3 separate regions of the Homo sapiens genome follow, and all the other regions are linked to region 3. The links are chromatin loops, found by intact Hi-C in ENCODE. Cell type or tissue: PC-3. All regions are shown on one strand. Links, peaks and the distances in the headings refer to the core of each region. The heading gives the core; the rest is flanking DNA. Region 1 overlaps GNA14 (G protein subunit alpha 14). Region 2 overlaps GNA14 (G protein subunit alpha 14). Region 3 overlaps GNA14 (G protein subunit alpha 14).

Region 1 (6,939 bases), core at 1,265-6,264, 74 kb before region 3:
ACAAAATGGCCTATTCCTGCAGCCTCAGTGAGCTGCTGATGTGACTAATGTAATTTACATGGAGGCCTGGAGAAGCAATCAAAATGAACTTGGAACTTGTGTTTTAAGGGTCCAGTCAACCAGAAGGCCTCTAATTTGGCACAAAATGTTACAGATACTCCCCAAAGGCAGAAGGTAGACCCTCGATAACTGTTTGATGAATGAATAACCTCATGCCTGTGCCGCCATGGGCTCCGTATTGGCTGCCTCCCGGCCCTACCTTGGAGCCTCCCTCAAGCTTTCTAAGAAGGAAATGGCTCGAGGTGACAGAGCCCCCACTGCCTGCTTGGCCCCCACTGTCCCCCACTGTCCCCCTCACTTTGCCCAGTGTTTCCTTCCAACCATACAAATCCAGACCCAGAAGCACAGGCATGTACACAAAAATATTTCCAGAACACAAACATACGATTTATTTAACAAAAATCTGTAATAACATAAATTATACACTCCACACCCCCAGGATAACTTCATGTGGATTTGAAGTCAGTGTTAAAGGGACTAGAGGAGTTTTAGTCACTCTTCTCAAAGTTACTACTCATATCTTAATTTTAAACTGCTAATATTTATTTTTAATTAAAATGTAGCATTTGGGTTTTTTATGTTTAATGTTTTAATAAACAGAAGTAAAAAGAAGAAAATTAAGATGACTTACCTCTGCAGAGATAATCTTATTCTGCAGAAATAATCTCTATCCACATTTTAAAAAGTAAATTGAACAGAAAAATTAACAGGGAAATTATCTTTTCCCACTCCATTCAAAGGTAATCATTTTTACAGTTTCTTATTTCTTGAGAAAATAACATATCTGTAACTATTTATGTATTCTTTATCAAAGGTATCTCATACACACACAAAGGGATATTCATAAACACATCAACTTCTTTCTATACCTCACTTCTCTCATGCCTGTTATAGATTGATAATCTTTTTATATCAATAAACATAGCTTTACCTCGTTCTTTTTAAAAATTTAAGCATTTGAACAAACCCCCGCTAAAAGGCATCCCATTTAGACCACTCTCAGAATATACTATCCAGATTTTATTTGATTTTTACTGGCACTGGTTCGAAGGTCACTGTCATGCTTTGTTTCAATTAGCAAAATAAATTTGAAATAATCTCTGGCTTGTTTACTTCTCTTCAAGGAAAATAAAAAAATATTTTCCATGCAACTATTTCAAATCCACTCAACAGAAGGTTCTTCAATCCTCAAACTTTATCCAGTGAAAGCACTAATCCTGATATTTCTCTAGTTTCTTTGATGGCATGACCCCTTGTGTAAATATTGATAGAGATTACACTGACAGTTGTGTAAGCCAGCTGGATCCCAGCCAGGGACAAAGGAATTTATAAAAGGCCAGGAATAGAGAATCCAAGACAGAGAATCCCCCAATCACCTCATTTAGCACTTTCATAATCAGATCATTAAATGATACCCTAACACTACACAAGGCCTTGAATCACCCATCAAGAAGCATACAGAACAATAGTTAGCAGCTCTGCCTGGGACGTCAGGCCTCCTGGGCTCAGTTTCCCACTCTGACATCTGCTACTTGTGTGATCTTGGGAAAGTTATTTACCTCCACAAACCTTAGTGCCTGTATCTCTAAAGTCAGGGCAAGTGATAGTACCTACATTGAAGAACTATTTAAGATAAAATCATATATTTCCAATAAAGACTGGCACAGAGTGCCTGACATGGATTCACACTCATTTTAGCGCCCAGAAGTATACACAGTCCCTGCCCTTAGGGAGCTCACGAAGTACTGGAAGAGACAACTGTGATGGGTCTATGACACAGGGGACACACTCAATAATTCCGTGAGGAGGCACAGCAATTGCATGACACTCCTGGCCTCTGCCCCTTCCTCTCTTTCGCACCACTCTTCCAGGTCATTACAGGACTGCCCTGCTGGGTGAGGCCTGAGTCTTCCCGAACACATGATGACCTTATAGCTAAGTCCACCACATTCTGGGTTTAGGACAAGTCCTCACTCCAGTTATGAGCCATGCTCTCTATACTTCAGCATTAACCACAATACATTTTGGTCACCTTATTGTTTGCTGTTTGGTCTTATCCTCAATTTCTTTAAAACTTGGTTGATGAAAAGGGTATTATCTATTGAATATCTCTCCTAGTTCATAAGCAAGCCATTGTTCCCTTCAGCACTTTTTTTTTTTGGCCCTCAGGGATTCTAAAACAGCTGTCTGGTGTCTCTGCTTGAGAAGTCATTGTCACAGACTTAACTTTTCCTGGAAGGGTACATTTGCAGCTCAACAAACACATCCCAAGAGCTAAGCATGGCCAATCCCAAGCTTCCCAAACTAAGTTTAGGGCCCCATGCCAGGCTTTTTGGTTATCTTGCAACTCAGAAGCAATATTTCCAATGGCCAAATATTTCTTTGGAAAAAGACAAACATGGCCATGTGGACCCCTGTTGCTTTTTGCCCGATATCACAGTCCCATAGTCAAGGAGGCAAAATTCTATCCCATGGGAGAACAGCTGAGCACGTCCTCTGAGGTTGTGGATACTACCACCTAGATGAATCTCTCAGATACCTTTGGGTTCATAATATTGTCTTCACACAGCGTCTTAATATCATTGACTTCACGTTTATTGAGCCCGAAGGGATGCAGAGGTAAACCCGACATGATTCCCCATCAAAGAACTCTTGGTCTGAAGTGGGAGAGATGCATAAATTAAGAATTATAATGTAATACGAAGGATACTGGGCATTACAGGTACACTGGAAAGAGTATCTAACCCAAGGGTGGGTGGGTGGAAAAAGAAGGTGTCAAAGAAAGTCTTCTATAATATCAGATTTTTTTTTTTTTTTTTTTTTTTGAGACAGAGTCTCACTCTGTCCCCCAGGCTAGAGTGCAGTGGTGCGATCTCGGCTCACTGCAAGCTCCGCCTCCCGGGTTCACGCCATTCTCCTGCCTCAGCCTCCCAAGTAGCTGGGACTACAGGCGTCTGCCACCACGCCCGGCTAATTTTTTGTATTTTTAGTGGAGACGGGGTTTCACCGTGTTAGCCAGGATAGTCTCGATCTCCTGTCCTTGTGATCCGCCCACCTCGGCCTCCCAAAGTGCTGGGATTACAGGCATGAGCCACTGCGCCCAGCCCAGATTTCTTATTTAAGACAAATAAATGAAGTTAGCTATTTATGAGTACAAAGGAAATCAGTTTCAGGACGTTCAGGCAGATGGAGGATGTGAGATGACAGTGAGGCCTGGGAGAAGCAGGAAACCACAATCCAATAGGGAGAGGAAATGAGGCTGGACACTGCGAGAGACACGTTCAAGAAAGGCCAGAATGTGGCCTTAAGGTCAACTGCATGGGCTCATAAAAAAATCACATTCCTTTGCCCCAGGAATGAGTTCTTCAGTGGATAGGCTTTTGGCAAACTGGCCTGCATCTATGTCAGGCACTGCAGCTACAAAGGTGGGGAAAAGTAGGCATAGACCTTGGCCTTCATAGATCTTCCATTCTAGTGGAGGACAAGAAAGACGTGGGCAGGCAAAGAGGAAAGGGAAGCAGAGAGAGGAGCATGTGGAAAAGTCCTGGGCTTGAAGGAGCATTGTGAATACAGGGACCAAAAGAAAGGAGGTCACTGTGGTTGAAGCTGAATGAGCATGCGGCAGAGCCGGGCAGCCACTGCTGCCAAAAACCACAAGGCTTGCAAAAATAGTAAAAGAGAGGCTGTTGATCTGCTATTGGGTTCCCCGCCCTTAAAATGCCAAAACTATGTTATAATAACTTGAGATTTCTAATGGTGTTCATCTGGAATTCAAAAGGTATTTGTTTGTTTGTTTATGCATTGCCTTTGTCTGAGAGCTGGAGGAAACAGACAGGAATACAGCATTGCTCTTGAGGAATTCAAGAGTGAGCTGGTGCCAGTTTCTGTGGCTCACGTCAGTAATCCCAACACTTTGGAAGGCCAAGGTAGGAGGATCACTTGTGTCTAGGAGTTCAAGACCAGCCTGGGCAACATAGGGAGACCCCATCTTTACAAAAAAATAAAAAATTAGCCAGGCCTGGGGGTGTGCACCTGTAGTCCCAGTTAGGAGGCTGAAGTGGGAGGATTGCTTAAGCCTGGGAGGTCGAGGTTGCAGTGAGCCATGATCATGCCACTGCACTCAACCCAGGCAACGCAGCAAGACCCTGTCTCACAAAAAAAAAAAAAAAAAAAAAAACCCAGAGCAGGAAGAGACAGCCATGTAACAGAGTTTCACACTATGGGGAGAGATGGGAACTAACAGGGGCAGGTGGTACATGACCCGCAAGCAGAGAGTCACTGAAGACTTAGAGGTCTCCAGGAAACCTTTACTCAAGGATCTCCTTCACAAGGCAATGGACCATTAAATCCTCGAAGCTTTGTAATATCAGACTAGTTGCCCATTTTGTCTTCTCTTGGGCCCAATCTTTAGAAAGCACTCTTAGCTTGTGCTATTCATTTCATTCGTATAACAAATATTTATCAAATGTCTACTATTGCTATGGGTTAGGTCTCCTTGTCTAAGTTTCCTAGGTGAAAATTATTATTTGGCATTATCAGTCATTCATATCAACCTCTAGTGGCAGAGATACCACTCACTTGGAGGCAGGGAAGCAAAACTGTCATAGATGGGTGTTCATAATCAAAGTAACACAGGTCAGCCGGGCATGGTGGCTCACACCTGTAATCCCAGCACTTTGGGAGGCCAAGGCAGCTGATCACTTGAGGCCAGGAGTTCGAGACCAGCCTGGCCAACATGGTGAAACCACATCTCCACTAAAAATACAAAAATTAGATGGGTGTGGTGGTGTGCACCTGTAGTCCTGGCTACTCGGGAAGCTAAGGTGGGAGAATCACTTGAATCTAGGAGGCGGAGGTTGCAGTAAGCTGAGATGGCACCACTGCACTCCAGCCTGGGCAAAAGAGTGAGACCCCATTGGGGGTGGGGGGCGGTAGGGGGCAGGGGAATGTAACACAGGTCTTGACCTGGCATGGGGGTTAGGAAGGACATCAAGTTACACCTTTGTGGACAGTGACAAGAGTAATCTCTGGCCAAATATATAAAATCAAAACATCTCTTACAACAATAATGACAACCTGTCTCTTAAAGATGGGAAAGTGAGGATCGTGGTTGAAAAGAACAGGCTCTTGATTTCCCTTAACACAGAGCCCACTGTTGGCTGGACTCAGACGTGTGAACAGCCAGAGCCAGCCAAGTGCCTGGTGCAGTTTGGACCTTTCTCTGCTAGTGAGAGAGTGGAGGAATCACAGAAATGGCACGTTGGTTAGGGAAAATCGTCCTCCAATCATTTAACCCTCTCATCGCCAAATTTAACAGAAATCAAGCAACCTGAAAAATATCATGGGAATTCTTCCTCATCTTCCTGCCCTTCCGACCTGAGCTCTCTGTGAGGACTTTCCTGCCCATAGATGCTTGTTCTTATGGTGTGGAGATGTGTAGGAGTGCAGGAGATGCGGATGCCCACGTTTCAGGGAGGGGCCGCTCATTCATTCATTCATTCATTCAAAAATAGGGAGCAAGGGGCCACCCATTAATTCATTGTTTCAAAAATAGGGAGCGAGGGGCCACCCATTAATTCATTGTTTCAAAAATAGGGAGCGAGGGGCCACCCATTAATTCATTGTTTCAAAAATAGGTATAAAGTGCCAAAAAAGAGGTATCATCAGCAGGAAGAGGGTGAGGACGCACCTGGAAGCCACACACATTGGAGGACACAGGTTCTTCACTGCAAGTCTGTGTATGTGTATGTATGTGTATTTCTGGTGCTTATCCTGGTACTTTTCTTTTTTTTTTTTTTTTTTTTTTTTTTTTTTTTTTGAGACAGAGTATCACTCTGTCACCCAGGCTGGAGTGCAGTGGTGTAATCATGGCTCACTGCAGCCTCGACATCCCCAGGCTCAGGTGATTCTCCCATCTCAGCCACTTGAGTAGCTGGGACTACAGATGCACACCACACTCAGATAATTTTTATATTTTTTGTAGAAACAGGATATTGCCATGCTGCCCAGGCTGGTCTTGAACTCCTGGGCTGAAGCAATCCACCTGCCTCAGCCTCCCAAAGCATTAGGATTACAAGTGTGAGCCACCATGCCTGGCCATATCCTCATACTTTTTTAATATGTCTGAAAAGAACTCTTGTATTATATGAAGTAAAACAGCTTATATTGACATATTATGTATAACATTGTACTTAATGCAGTGTCTTATTAACTAGGAAGCCCAATAAAAGAAGCTTTGGTGAAAAAGGTAGCCTGTTCAGGACACAGCAGAATGTGATTTTTCACTTCTGAAGGTAGGTTACTCACACGTTTAAATTTTGTAATATCACCAGGAGCCAACATAGCCCTCAATGGAGGAAGGGAATAAAAACACTGAGAGTTTTGGGGAGCCACCCAAAACTGTTGAGGATAAAAATGACAGGGCAGGAATTTCACTTCAAGCCAGCTGTTGTCCCTTTCTAGTATACCAAGAGCTAACTTGACCTTTGGAAGAAAAACTTTCTCATTTGGAGTAATTACTAACATTGTGGAGGGCTCCACACATCAGTGAATCCAAATAATGACCATCATGATGATAAAACCCCAAAGCAAAGGCAAGTCTCTACACAACTTACCTGGGAAGACATTCTAGATCAACACAAAGCAGAGATACAGTGGGTGGGATCGGGAGTTCAGAGCCTTGGGGAGAACTAGGGGCTGCCACTGGTCTGTCATAATGGTCTCCCACATGCCATCTTTCAACCACTTCTACTGCCTTCAGGATAAAAGGAAGGCAGCTAACTTAGAGGCACTCAAAATACATGCAGAGTTATTCCTGTTATCATCAACCTTTTTACAATCAACCACAACTTAACTATGCAAATGATTAGAACACTAGTG
Region 2 (6,939 bases), core at 799-5,798, 65 kb before region 3:
CAATGTTATTACTCATCATTGGCTCCCAAACTTCCTCATATCCCAGTTCAGGCTTAAAGGGTAGTGGGTGTTTTAATTGTGACGGCAATCAAGAAGAAAGTTCAGTTTCTTTCCCATCTTATTCTTTCCCATTTTCCAAACTCTTATATTTCAAGCTCTGATTACAGCAGTTTTCACACTAAAGTAAACACTGATTAATCAGAAAACTGTTGGGATAAATGGAAAAGCTCCTGCCTAGAATTTTGGTGGAGAATTTGTTGTTTGTTGTTGTTGTTGTGACAACAGGTAGAGCTCAACAGAGTACTTGGTAAGGAGAAAAATGGACCATGTGATTTTTAACACCCACCAGGACATGGGAAGCAGGGCCTGAGTTTAACATTCACCAGAGAACCAGCAACCTTGGGCTACGGCCAAAGTTGGAACATTGGCCTCTGTGTTCCCAAAGGTTCGTGCAGAATCTGAATTTTTCAAATTGGATGAGGAAGTGGGACAGAAAAATTTATTTAAACAGATGTTTTAAAAAGTAGAACATAAGAGGCTCTTAAAATACTCCCAGCCCCGAAAAACTCTCCAATAAAAAAGTGACAGAAATTAACCATTTTCACTGAACTCTGACTGATTTCTTCACAGGCATCCTTAAGAAATTCTCCTGGAAATTCAGCCTTCCACTTTCTGAGAATGGAAAGTGGAGCTGGAGGAGTTATTTATGCATAAATGTGAGACCTTATCGAAGGGCTTTCTGGTGTTAGAAATATACTCTCCTATGATCCCGCCCCCAAAATACTACACTTGATTGCTTAAATATGAAGTTAGATGTTTGATGCTTATGTTTTATACTTGATGAATTATCTCAGTAAATCAAAATATGTATTAATGATTAGTAAAAATACAAACTAATTTCCTAATATAATGTCTTTATTTACTCACAAGCAAAATCATATGGTACATATTTTTTTTGAGATGGAGTCTCACTCTGTCACCCAGGCTGGGGTGCAATGGCGCGATCTTGGCTCACTGCAACCTCTGTCTCCCAGATTCAAGCGATTCTCCTGCCTCAGCCTCCAGAGTAGCTGGGACTACAGGCATGCGCCACCACGCCCGGCTAATTTTTATATATATTTTTAATAGAGACAGGGCTTCACCATGTTGGCCAGGCTGGTCTCGAATTCCTGACCTCAGGCGATCTTCCTGCCTCGGCCCCCCAAAGTGCTGGGATTACAGGCATGGCCCATATGCTATTTTTATTATAAACAAAGCCTACGCTTTCAACCTGTTATTAATACAATCTGCATCTCTGATTGTCTTATCCATCAGAAGGAAATTACGCTTTCTATGTAGCAACAGTAGGAGAAGGCAGGCAAGAAGGCGCCATTGATGAGACCTTGAGAGAATGCGCTGCAGCTTCTTCCTCTGCCCCCATCCGCATCTCAGAGCTGGAACTCTGGGCATGAGGCTGTGCTCTGTTCCTGAAAGACTCAAAGGAAACAAACAGCATTTGCTGTGTTTGTCACCTGGAGATTCTGTCAAGGCTAATCTAACCAAGGCAGCCCAGTTCGGCTGAACACAACAGACACTGTCAATGCTGCCCGCACCATTTACCTTTGGGTGGAGATTAATTAGGTCACTCCATGGAAAAGATTACCAGAAATCTCCCTTCCTGCTATGGAAAGGTTGACAGAAAAGCAGAATCCAAATTGAACCCCTTCAAATTATGTTAAGACACATATTTATCAGTGGTTCTCGACCCTGGCTGCCCAATCAGAATCACCTGGGAGGGACCTAAAACTCAATCCACATGCTCTGGCTGCCTTCCAGAGCATTAACTCTGAGCCTGTGGGGGTGATACTCTTGGCATTGGCGTAGCAGCCCCACAGGTGATTCCAATGTGCAACCAAGACTGAGAATCATTGTTTGGGATGTTCTAGTGCCTGATAAACCCAGCAGTAGGAAGAGGAGGAACTCCAAGGGACTGAGTGATAAAGGCATCCACTTACCCAAGTGTAGGACCTGCAAAAACTTCAAACAAAATTCGCAGAGGCCTTGTGAGTCGATTCAAATAAAAACATTCAACCTTTTAAGAGTGGTGGTTGACTGGACAGCTCAAGTGCATAGACTCAACTGGATTTTGAATGCAGCAAAAGCTTCTAATGGAAGAGTAAAATGCTTTCTGAAGACAAATCCAGTCCTCACACTTCTAGAAACATTGCCTTCTAAATTAGATACTTGGAGTGGAATGGCAGGCAAAATAATCCCCTTACCGTTTAATTATTGTATTTGTCCATTCTTGCATTGCTAAACAGAAATACCTGACACTGGGCAATTTATAAAGAAAATACGTTTAATTGGCTCATGGTTCTGGAGGCTGTACAGGAAGCAGGGTGCTGGCATCTGCTCGGCTTCTGGGGAGGCCTCAGGAAACTTACAATCATGGCCGAAGGTGAAGGGGGAGCAGGCACATCACATGGCCAGAGCAGGAACAAGGCTGGGGAGGGAGGAGGTGCCACACGCTTTCAAACAACCAGAATTCACGAGAACTCACTCACTGTCATGAGGACAGCACCAACCGGATGGTGCTAAACCATTCATGAGAAACCACCCTCAGGATCCAATCACCTCCCAACAGGCCCCACCTCCAACACTGGGGATTACAATTCAACATGAGATTTGGGCACAGGCACACATCCAAACCATATCAACTATTAAATCTTCTTTAAAAAATCTGTTTTGGTTCTTGTCATGATTGCCCTTACAATTAAATTTAAGTCCCGTGCAAATACAACATGACCCCAGTGTAGTTTGGCGCTCCTCTAAGCAGAGCAGAGGGGCAGCGAAGGAGCTAGGGTCAGCTGTGAAGAGCCTGTAGGCCTTCTTTTTTTCTCAAGATGACTGAACATGGAACTAACGTGTTTTTGAGATGTCAGGTAGGGCTGACCTTTGCCCTTGGGAAATTCTGTATCTACATCATGCAAGCAGATTCTGCAGAACCTTTAAGGGGTTCATATTTTTTTCCTTCACTGTAGGACAGGCCTAGAATGAGAACTTCCCAAGTTCAAGAGACTGCAAACAGCAAAAATTATGATGCTTTTCTGGCTTCTGTGAAATCATCACAAGTAAACATGAGTTATAAGCTAACTCAGACTTAGGAACCCTGCCACTGAGCAAATGCCTTTGTAATATTTATTCAAGAAGTCATAAATTCAAATTGCTCCCATAAAACACTCTTGAGAGACATTCATAAAAATTAAGGTTTATCAACAGAGTGAGCAAATACATATGAATCATTTCTTTTTAATAAAATAAGCAGGCAAGGTATAAGAAAAAATCTTCAAGGCTGTATCTTAATTGAAAAAACATGTTAGTTAAAAAACAAATGCGGAACTAAATTTCCGATAAATTTCCTTTAATAAGTGGCCTGTCAAGTAATAGGCAAAGACTTTCAACAGCCTAGCTGAGCAATAATCTCACTAACATTTAAAATAAAACCCTCTAAAACCACTTTAAATTCTCTTCTACATACATAAGAAAATGTTCCCAGCTCTGAAAGAAACAGAAACAAACAGAAAAAACAGCAGATAATAGAGAAATAAATACTCAGCAATAAGTAATGAGAAGACTGCACCACTGTGAAAATAAAAGCTGAAGTTTTATTCTTCCCTGACATAACTAACCAATTGTTTCAAGTCATACGATACTTTGTAAAGAAGATAACATATAGCATGCCTCCTAAACCATCACTGAATACGACTGAATCACTAATCAGTTTATCATTTTATGACCTAAGCATGGTACTTTGTCACAGTTTCATGTTTGGAATCAAGACTAGCTCTGAGAAAAAATTATTAGAAATAACAGCCACAGGAAAATGATAGAGAAGAAATTGATGAAAATGACCTAAACAAGTAATAAAAAAAATGAGCTTATTTCTGATTTTTGAACCTGCCCCAATAATAACCTTGTGTTTCTCGAGGGTCATTTAATTTGTAAATCACTTCCTTTTGCTCATAGTGGCTTATGAAGTAGACAGAGCATGTCTCATTTAACAGGTAAGAAAATGGAAAAACAGAGATGGTACGGCTTCCCCAGGACCAGGGTCAGCAAAGTACACCAACTGATTAAATCCACTCATGGACTGTGGATTTTTTACATGGCCCATGAGTCAAAAATAGTTCTTACTATTCTCAACTGTATTCTTAACTTACTATTCTTATTATACATTCTGTACGTAGAGTTTATAATTGAGCCACACTTATTCGTTTACTTATTAGATATTGCCTATGTCTGCTTTCTGCACTACAACAGCAGAACTGGGTAGTTCCAACAGAGACCATATAGCCCACAAATATTGACTCCCTGGCCCTTTACAGAAAAGTTTGCAGACTCCAGCCCTAGACCCACAGTAGAACCATGAGCAAAGCCCAGATTTTTTAGAGCCAATCCAGGGTTCTTTCCATTCGACCTTCTGCCTCTCCTTAAGCCATTTTAGCATTCAGTTCATCCCAGGTGTCAGTTTGAGAAAGTTTATGCAACAGGAATTGAGATACTTGAGCCAGACATGGCAAGAGAGGAGGAGACGGGAGGTACAATGGACTTGTATCCTAGTTTCACAGTCATGGATGGAGAAGAATCCTGCCCAGGGATGGTTTGTTCTTTTTTTTTTTTTTTTGAGATGGAGTCTCGCTCTGTTGCCCAGGCTGGAGTGCAGTGGCATGATCTCCGCTCACTGCAAGCTCTGCCTCCCAGGTTCACGCCATTCTCCTACCTCAGCCTCCCGAGTAGCTGGGACTACAGGTACCCGCCAACACGCCCGGCTAATTTTTTTTATTTTTAGTAGAGACGGGGTTTCACCGCGTTAGCCAGGATGATCTCGATCTCCTGACCTTGTAATATGCCTGCCTCGGCCTCCCAAAGTACTGGGATTACAGGCGTGAGCCACCGCACCCGGCCGTGCCCCAGGATGGTTTGTACCCAGAATCTCACCCATACCTAATTTAGACAATGAGATTTGGGACTTTTTTTAAAAAAAAAAAAAAACGGAGTTTCACTTTGTCCCCTGGCTGGAGTGCAGAGGCACCATCTGAGCTCACTGCAACCTCCACCTCACAGACTCAATGGATCCTCCCACCTCAGCCTCCCAAGTAGCTGGGATTACAAGTGTGCACCATCACACCCGGCTAATTTTTGTATTTTTTTTTTTTTTTTTGGAGATGGGGTTTCACCATGTTACCCAGGCTGATCTCAAAACCCTGGGCTCAAGAGATGGCTGCCTGCCTCGGCCTCCCAAAGTACTGGGTTACAGGCACAACCCACTGTGCCTGGCCTGATTTGGGACTTTTTGAGTTGATATTTGGATTAGAATTGGGTCTTAGAGTTGATGCTGGAATGGGTTGACTTTTAGGGATGTCGGGATGGAGTAGATGTATGTTGTACATGGGATGGACATGAATCTTGGGGAGCCAGAGGGGTTGAATTGTGTTCCCCCAAAGCTCATGCTGACCCAAAACTTCAGAGTGAAACCTTATTTGGAAAGAGAGTCTCTGTAGATGCAAGCAAGATAAGGTCATACCGGATTAGGGTCGACCCTAATCCAGCGACTGGTGTCCTTGTAAGAAAAGGGAAATTTGGACACAGAACCAGAGAGGACAGTGCTGTGGACACGCAGACACAGGGAAGAAGCCAGGCGAAGGCAGAGGCAGAGGCTGGAGGCAAGCATCTACAAGCCAACGGACGGCAAGGATTTCCAGCCACCACCAGAAGCTGGGGAAGAAGCCGACAACAGATTCTCTCAGAGCCTCCAGTTAGAACCAATCAACCTTGGTTTTGGCCCTTTAGCATGACAAACTGTAAAAACAATAAATTCTGTCTTAGGCCATCCAATCTTAAGTACTTTGTTATAACAGCCCTAGGAAACTAACACAGATTAGGGGGCAAACGGAGATGGCCTAGACAAAATAATTAAGGTCAAGAGAAAAGGAGACAGTGGTAGATGTCAAACCACATAAAACCACTTTGTTTAAAATATAAACTGAGTACTCTAGAAGCTCATGAGGAAAAACAAAACAAAAGCAAAAACCTAGAAGCTTTGATAACTAAGCTGATTAGGTTTTACAAACGCTGCTGCCAACGTAAGCAGAAGTGGCTTACACAGGAGCCTTTTCTCCTCAGTGGGTCTGTTTACAAACCCATCCTTGAATTCCAAGCTTTGCCCAGTCACCTCACCATGACTGGTAAACAAAATGTATTTTACAACAGGGGAAAAACAGATGAACTGAAATCACCCCCCAAGAACATTCCTGCCTCTTCACTGAAGTCATCTTAAATCTCCACAGAAAGCCTAATTTTTAGAGTACATTAGAAAGGGTAAGTAAAAAAAGAACTGTACCTTTTCAAAAAGATACAGCAATGTATAAAGGAATCATCTCAGTCACTTCTAGAATCTCCTAGTGGCTCAGTGTGTGCCTCTCACCTTACTTCACACCAGATATACCATAGGCCAAGCTTGTCCAACCCATGGCCCGTGGGCCACAGTGCAGCCCAGGACAGTTTTAAATGCAGCCCAATGCAAATTCATAAGCTTTCTTAAAACAGAATGAGATTTTTTGCAATTTTTTTTAAGCTCATCAGCTATTGTTAGCGTTAGTGTGTTTAATGTGTGGCTCAAAACAATTCTTCCAATGTGGCCCAGGAAAGCCAAAAGATTGGATACCCTTGCTGTAGGCTAATTCACCCCACACAATTTTTTTGTTTTGTTTTGTTTTTTGAGACGGAGTTTCGCTCTTGTTGCCCAGGCTGGAGTGCAATGGTACAATCTTGGCTTACTGCAACCTCCACCTCCCAGGTTCAAGTGATTCTCCTGCCTCAGCTTCCCTAGTAGGTGGTATTACAGGTGCCTGCCACCACACCCAGCTAATGTTTTGCAATTTTAGTAGAGACGGGGTTTCA
Region 3 (6,939 bases), core at 699-5,698:
TTTCCAGGCAGTCTTAGTGGTGCTAACAATCAAGTGGCTTGCCTTGTTCTGACCTGAGTGTTCGCCAAACACTCCCCAGGCTACAACAGCCGCGCTCCCCTCTGAAATCAGGACACAAGAATTGAAAGAAACTGGAACAGATACATCACTTACCCCTGGCATCCAGAACCCCAGAGCATCCTTCCCACAAATTGGTTATAACAAATTACCACAAACTCAGTGGCTTAAAAGAGCACCAATTAGGGGTCTAGCATCCAAAATATATAAAGAGCTCTTTTTTCATACATATCCATACTATATAAAGATCTCTCACAACAACAAAAAGATAACCAGCCCAATTTTTTAAAAAAGGTCAAAAAATGGAAATTTCCTCAATAAAGATATATAGTCAACAAGCATATGAAAAAATGCTTGACATCATTAGTCATTAGAGAAATGAAAATACAATTCAGAGTGAGGTGCTACTTCACTCCCACTAATAAAGTGGCATAGTTGTCTGGGGTAAATACCCGAGGTTTGTTGTCCCACACCAAGGGAATCAAGGACACGGACACTCAAGAAGTAAGTTTAAGAGCAGAGGCTTAATAGGCGAAAGAAAGAGAACAGCTCTCTCTCCTGCACACAGAGGGGCGGCCAAGTGGGCCTTCTAGTCCGTGGCAAAGTGCACAGATGAGCTTGAGGCGGCGGTGTCTGATTTACATAGGGCCCAAAAATTGGTTGGACCAGGTGTGTCATTTACATAGTGCGTGAAGAAGCTGGCCACCCCACCCTAACCTTTTATTATGCAGATAGGTTCTCTACCTGGCCAGCGCCATGTTGCCTGTTCCTTTACGGTACCCGTAGTTGACCGAAAAAGGAAGATGGAACCTCCATGTTGAACACGCCTGGTCCCCCAGGTAGCACTTTCCTATTGGCACAGCTGCAGGCATTCACCCGTGCAAGCTTCCAACTTGCTTACCTATATGTCTGCAGCTCGATTTTACAGGCTGGTTTTTTTTTTTTTTTTAATAGAAAATAAATGATTTGGGGGCTGCTTTTTATTAAAGGAAAATCTTACTAAGGACTCTCTTACCTTCACTATCTGACTAAATAATTTCTTTCTAGCTCCTGTTATCATTTGGATAGCTATACTTAAAAAAAAAAGAAAAGAAAAGAACAAGTGTTGATGAGGATGTGGAGAATTGGAAACCTTATGCATTCCAGTTATTTGGTGGGAATGTAAAATGGTTCAGCTGTTATGGAAAATAGTTTGGCAGTTTCTCAAAAAGTTAAACATAGAATTACCACATGACCCAGCAATTCCACTTCTAAGCATATATACCCCCAATACTGAAAGCAGGAACTCATATTAGTATCTATACTCACATGTTCATAGCAGCACTATTCACAATAGCCAAAATGTAGAAACAGCCCAAATATCTATCAGTTGATGAATAGCTAAAGTTATTGTGGTATTTATATACAATGGAATATTATTCAGCCATAAAAGGAATGAGGTACTGGCACATGCTACAACATGGGTGAACTTTAAAATATTTGCCAAGCAAAAGAAGCCAGAAGACGCAAAAGTCACATAAGATTGGATTTCTATGAAATATCCGTAGTATGAAAGAACACAGATTGGTGGTTATCTGGGGGAGGTGGGACAAAGGGATGGGGAGCGAATGCCTAGTATGTATGGAGTTTCTTTCTGGGCTGATGAAAATGTTTTGGTCCTAGATAGAGTGTTTGCATAGTACTGTGAATGTACTAAATGCCGCTGAATTGTTTGCTTTAAAATGGTTGCTTTTATTCAGTGAATTTCACTGCAATTGAAACACATGCACACAAGCACACGTATACACACACGAATTTATTCTCTCATAGTTCTGGATTTCAAAAATCCTAAAACCTAGGGGTTGGAGGGCTCTGTTCCTTCTGGAGGCTCTAAGGGAGGCTTCATTCCATGCCTTTTTCTGGCTACTAAAGGCCATCTGCCTTCCTTGGCTTTGGCCCCTTCCTCTATCTTCAAAGCCAGCAGTGACTTCAAATTCCTGTCTCAGTGATGTCTGCTTCAGTCATCACATCGTCTTCTCTGACTCTGGCCCTCCTGCATCCCTTATTATAAGGACCCTTGTATTACATTGGTTCTACCTGAATAGTCAAGAACACTCTCCCGATTTCAAGATCCTAATCCCATCTGCAAAGTCCCTTTTGCCATGTCAAGTAACATATTCACAGTTTTCAGGGATTCAGAGGGGGACATCTTTGGGGGGCTATCACTCCATCCACCACACCCTGACACCCCTTCAGTGAACTCCTTTTCTTCCTTCAGTTAGCCAGTGTCTGTTGCTTGCAACCACAGAACATTAATTGATAAAATACTTCCTGTTTTTCAGCACTGTATTTTGAATGAAGAATGTGAAAGTAACAAGCAGGACTTGGTGATTTCTTGATCCTGATGGAGAATGACTAAGGAAATCTGCAGGAATTTCACATTTAGCACAATGCTTTCCCCAGGAGCAAGGAAGCCTGGAGAGCAGATGCTTAGGAAGTGTCTGACAGCTGAATGAGTCACGGGGTGAGAAGAGAAGGAAAGTTTAAAGCCTTTAATCAGAGGATATAGAAGCAGGGATAAGACTGAACAGAGAGGAGCAAGGAAGCAGGAAAATATATTTCATATAAAAATCTAAGTTAGAAGGCAGGTTAGCACACATAGCATAAAAGTTGCTAATCCCCCTTCTTTGTCAGGTGACACTCTCCTACTGTCAAACCTGAATCTGAGTCAGAGGTCACCTTAGCCCCAGGAAGTCCTTCTGATGTTCCCAGAGAGAATTAACAGCTTTCTCTGTTCCACAAATATATACTGGGTGCTTACTGTGTTGCTCTGAACACATGCAGTCGCAGAAAATTCTTCAAAAGAAGGAACCTGCTTTTGCCACTGTCTAAAAGTGCCTGGGACACATTGGGGGTTCACATGCTAGCCACATTTTTAAAAGCCATGGGCCAGCACAGCTAAAAAGAACTGTTTGTTTGCTTTAGACATTAGCATTCAAAGCCATCTTTATTTATATTCCATTTCATACAGACCCTTCAATGTATTTTTAAAAATCAAACTTGGAATCACAGCACTTTTGTATGCCCCAGGAATCTATTATAGCTCAGTAACTTTTAGGACCAGTTTACCAAAACCTGGCATTGGTTTTCACAGGTGCATTTCTTGCAAGCCAAACTGGCCTGACAAGGAAATAAATGCTCACTTGCAGGGTCATTTCTAGCTCTGATGGGCCAGGCCACTTCATTTCCCAGAGCCTCTTAAGGAGGAAGCTATTTGACTTTCTGCGTCAACCAAACTGTCAGTGTTACCAATTCCTTTGACTTTGACCTAGAAATTTTATTCATGCAAAATGGAGTGAGCTCGGTTTTCTTTTTTTGTTTTGTTTTTTTGTTTGTTTGTTTTTGGAAGTCATGGTTCCTGGAAGAGCGGAGAACACTCTTTGTTTAATATATCACCTTAGGGTTCAGATATCACTTATATTTCATTCTCAAAAGCCATCGTATGAGTCAGCCCTGTCTTTACAGGTACTGTGTTTGTTGAAAGGGGAGAGGGTTGTTTGCTCATCCAGGGTGGAGAAACCTCTGAGAGTAGCTGGATATTGCCTTTTTCCTCCACCCTCGGGCTATGGCCTGTAGTCAGTACACAGTGGGTAAACCGCAGGTTGCCTAAAGCAACCATGATAGCCAGAGTTGCCTGCAAAAGCACATTGTCATTTGGATGGCAACACTGGATTTTAATTATGACCATCCAGAGTCACTGCCTTCCATACCAAGACCTTGACTTCCTAAAACAACACACTATAAACTACGTCTTTTATAATCAGGGAAACATCAAATATGAGTAAAATCAATGCCTCTTCTCCCCTAAAAGGATAAGGAAACCAGTACAAAGTCAGGTTTTTGTTTTGTTTTGAGATAGAGTCTTGCTCTGTCACCCAGGCTGGAGTGCAGTGGCGCAATATCGGCTCACTGCAACCTCGGCCTCCCAGGTTCAAGTGATTCTCCTGCCTCAGCCTCCCGAGTAACTGGAACTACAGGTGCCTGCCACCACGTCCAGCTAATTTTTGCATTTTTAGTAGAGATGGGGTATCAACCACATTGGCCAGGCTGGTCTTGAAGTCCTGACTTCAGTGATCCACCCCCCTCGGCCTCCCAAAGTGCTGGGATTACAGGCATGAGCCACCGCACCCGGCCCCAAGTCAGTTTTAAGCTCAGCAAAACTCCCCATCATTTTCCTAACCTTTGTGATCAAGTCCTAAGAAATTTCCTCCTGTAAAATTAAGTTTCTAGGCTAGGGCTTTGCACTGAAGGGGACTGATGTGTTCACATTCTTGAGGGAGTACAGGTAAGATTCACAACAAAACCAGCACAATCAACCTACAGACATACGTGGTGAGCATAATTTCACATTTTCTATGTGCCACAGAATTATTCTTCCTCTTTGCTTATCTGCTGGGAAAATGGCATGGCATGGCTACCAGGTGTCCCACATATTCCAGGACAGCCCTGATTTCTTGTATTCTTTCCTGCTGTCCCCCACATCTGCTCACTCTTGTCCAAGCCATGTGAACCAGTGTCTGCTTCAGAATGAAGGGCAGATGTAGTGTAGCACAGGGCAAGAGAAGTAACCTTTTTGAAGACCCGTTCACTCATGGGACAAACAAAGGTAATACTTAGGTCACACATTAAAAAAAAAAAATAAGATTATGACAAAGTTATTAGGAAGATACTATTACTTATTAATATAAGCATCCCACACATGAGCAAATTTTCAGAGAATTAAGAAATTCTAGAATTGAAGTGGCTCTTAAACCCTTAGAAAAGCACAGGCCAAGCATCCAAATAGGTAAGGATGACATGTCACACACATTAGACATATTTTTATTTTAAAATTGCTATTACCACAGGCCAGAGCATAAATAATACAACAGACCTCTTTTGGGGGGCAAAAGATTCCACGTTCTTCTATAGGAATAAAGAACCACGGGTCACAACCTTGAAAGACTCGGCAAACTTAAAGTCATCTCATTTTTAGTGATAGACAGTGAATGTCCAGGTTAATTTCCTCTTGCCCTCCAGGAAGGCAGACAGTGCACTGAAATACTGCATTTTCAGGACGATCACACGCTGTTTCCGAGTAGAATCATCCTGATCATACCCTTCCTACAGCAGGTGTTTTCCCTACTACATAGGCCTCCCAAAGTGCTGGGATTACAGGCATGAGCCACCACACCCAGCCTACATCAAATTGCTTCTTAATATCAAGTTGTCCTGGTTGAGTTGAAGGCTCCATCCTTGTCCACAAATCTTTGAGTATCTGGTGTGAAGTTACAGGAAGATAGAGTACTAGGATTTTTAAAAAAGAATAGATTTTTCTCTCATTCTCTCTCCCTCTTTTAAATCTGGGCACCAGAGGGGCCAACTATCCAGGCCTTAGAATCAAATGTCCCTAGACTCAAATTCTGGTCCCTCCCTCTCTAGCTGTATGATCCTAGGGGACTCCCATTAGACTCAATTTCCTCAGGCGTCAAATGAAGATAATTAACAATACCTACCTCTACCTTGGTTTGTTAGGGTGAGAAGCATAGTTTATGGAAAACATTCAGTACAGTAGTATGTCATATGGTAGCATAGTGCGTGGCTCTCTTTGATCAAACATGTCTCTTAGATTAGTCCAGATTATTGTTCTATCTGGTAAATCCACTCCCTGCTCAAAAACCTTTATCAGCTCTCCATTCTAACAGGATAATTTTAAACATCCCGTCTGGCACTCAAGATCCTCTGACCTGCTTTCTAGATAGATTTCCCATAATACTTCTCATGCACCCAACAGCCTAGCTCTCTGTGAACCACTTGAGTTTCTTGTTCATGTCCAGCACCGTTTTTTGTTTTTTGGTTTTTTTTTTTTTTGAGATGGAGTCTCGCTCTGTCACCTAGGCTGGAGTGCAGTGGCGCGATCTCAGCTCACTGCAAGCTCCGCTTCCCGGGTTCATGCCATTCTCCTGCCTCAGCCTCCCAAGTAGCTGGGACTACAGGCGCCCACCACCATGCTCGGCTAATTTTTTGTATTTTTAATAGAGACGGGGTTTCACAGTGGTCTCGATCTCCTGACCTCGTGATCCGCCCGCCTCAGCCTCCCAAAGTTCTGGGATTACAGGCGTGAGCCACCGTGCCTGGCCATGTCCAGCACTTTCTTCTGTCAGCCTGGGGTGCTTGAATCCATTCCTAACATCTAAGTAGGAGGTTGTGAACTAATAACTGTGTAATTGTGTGGTGTGTGTGTGTGCTTACACGCGCATGTGTTAACCCTGATGGCATAAGTGAAGGACAGTGAATGACCATGTTAACTTGCTCTAAGAGATAAGGCTTGCTTTTATTAGTTGTCAGAAATTGGCAGATTTCACTGAAAAGTAGATTTCTAGATTCTCATAGTATAAAAGATCTGTGTAAGATCTGGTCCCTTTGGGTCTATGTTCCCAGGGAGTAACATTAAATTTGCCGGGGTAGTGGCCACCCCTTTGGGGGAGACAAGCTTTCTCCAGTTTACCCCAGTCACCACCACTCCCTATAGCACCACACCAGCCTGAATGACTCATGAAGTTATTCCCTGCTTCCTCTCTAAACATTCGAGTTTGTAATCTCTGATCTAATTCTTACAGATCTTCAACCCTTCATAAATTCTTTCTTGATTTTTCTGTGTTATAAGTACTTTTCCTTCCTCTTTTTTAGCTCCATATGTCACTGGTCTCCTTGCTGTAGGATCCTTTATCTTCTTGCTTTATTGCCCTTCCTGAAGGACAAACCACTTGACACAGAACTCATAACTGGACTGTGCCTGGTTTAGCACCAAATACAAGCAGGCATTTGATTAACACTTTTAACTGAACAAAAAAACAGGTATGT

The links. Peaks named below come from ENCODE experiments on the same cell type or tissue, not always from the same donor. Only the 100,000 strongest peaks of a DNase experiment are listed, where the experiment ranks them.
Region 1: a loop joins it to region 3, with 8 times the contacts of the local background. A loop is called at or near these places in 14 of 110 quality-filtered maps.
Region 2: a loop joins it to region 3, with 5 times the contacts of the local background. A loop is called at or near these places in 16 of 110 quality-filtered maps.

Annotation. Positions count from the first base shown.
Region 1 is chr9:77,511,747-77,518,685 of GRCh38, forward strand. The region is part of intron 2 of GNA14 (G protein subunit alpha 14); the gene reads right to left. It overlaps GNA14-AS1 (GNA14 antisense RNA 1), which reads left to right. Exons shown (of 5, transcript NR_121184.1): 3 at 5,697-5,798; 4 at 6,276-6,353. Among named protein-coding and RNA genes, the nearest start is that of GNA14-AS1, 68 kb to the left of the region's middle. In PC-3, for the core only: no CTCF peak of the experiment used is centred there; DNase peaks (open chromatin) are centred at 3,305 and 3,875; H3K27ac peaks cover 2,008 bases.
Region 2 is chr9:77,520,894-77,527,832 of GRCh38, forward strand. All of the region lies in intron 2 of GNA14 (G protein subunit alpha 14), which reads right to left. GNA14-AS1 (GNA14 antisense RNA 1) reads left to right here. Exons shown (of 5, transcript NR_121184.1): 5 at 5,608-5,869. Among named protein-coding and RNA genes, the nearest start is that of GNA14-AS1, 77 kb to the left of the region's middle. In PC-3, for the core only: no CTCF peak of the experiment used is centred there; a DNase peak (open chromatin) is centred at 3,198; H3K4me3 peaks cover 518 bases; H3K27ac peaks cover 2,537 bases.
Region 3 is chr9:77,585,987-77,592,925 of GRCh38, forward strand. The region is part of intron 1 of GNA14 (G protein subunit alpha 14); the gene reads right to left. Among named protein-coding and RNA genes, the nearest start is that of GNA14, 59 kb to the right of the region's middle. RefSeq lists enhancers at 1-170, 1,499-2,404. In PC-3, for the core only: no CTCF peak of the experiment used is centred there; DNase peaks (open chromatin) are centred at 2,515 and 3,615; H3K4me3 peaks cover 1,264 bases; H3K27ac peaks cover 3,325 bases.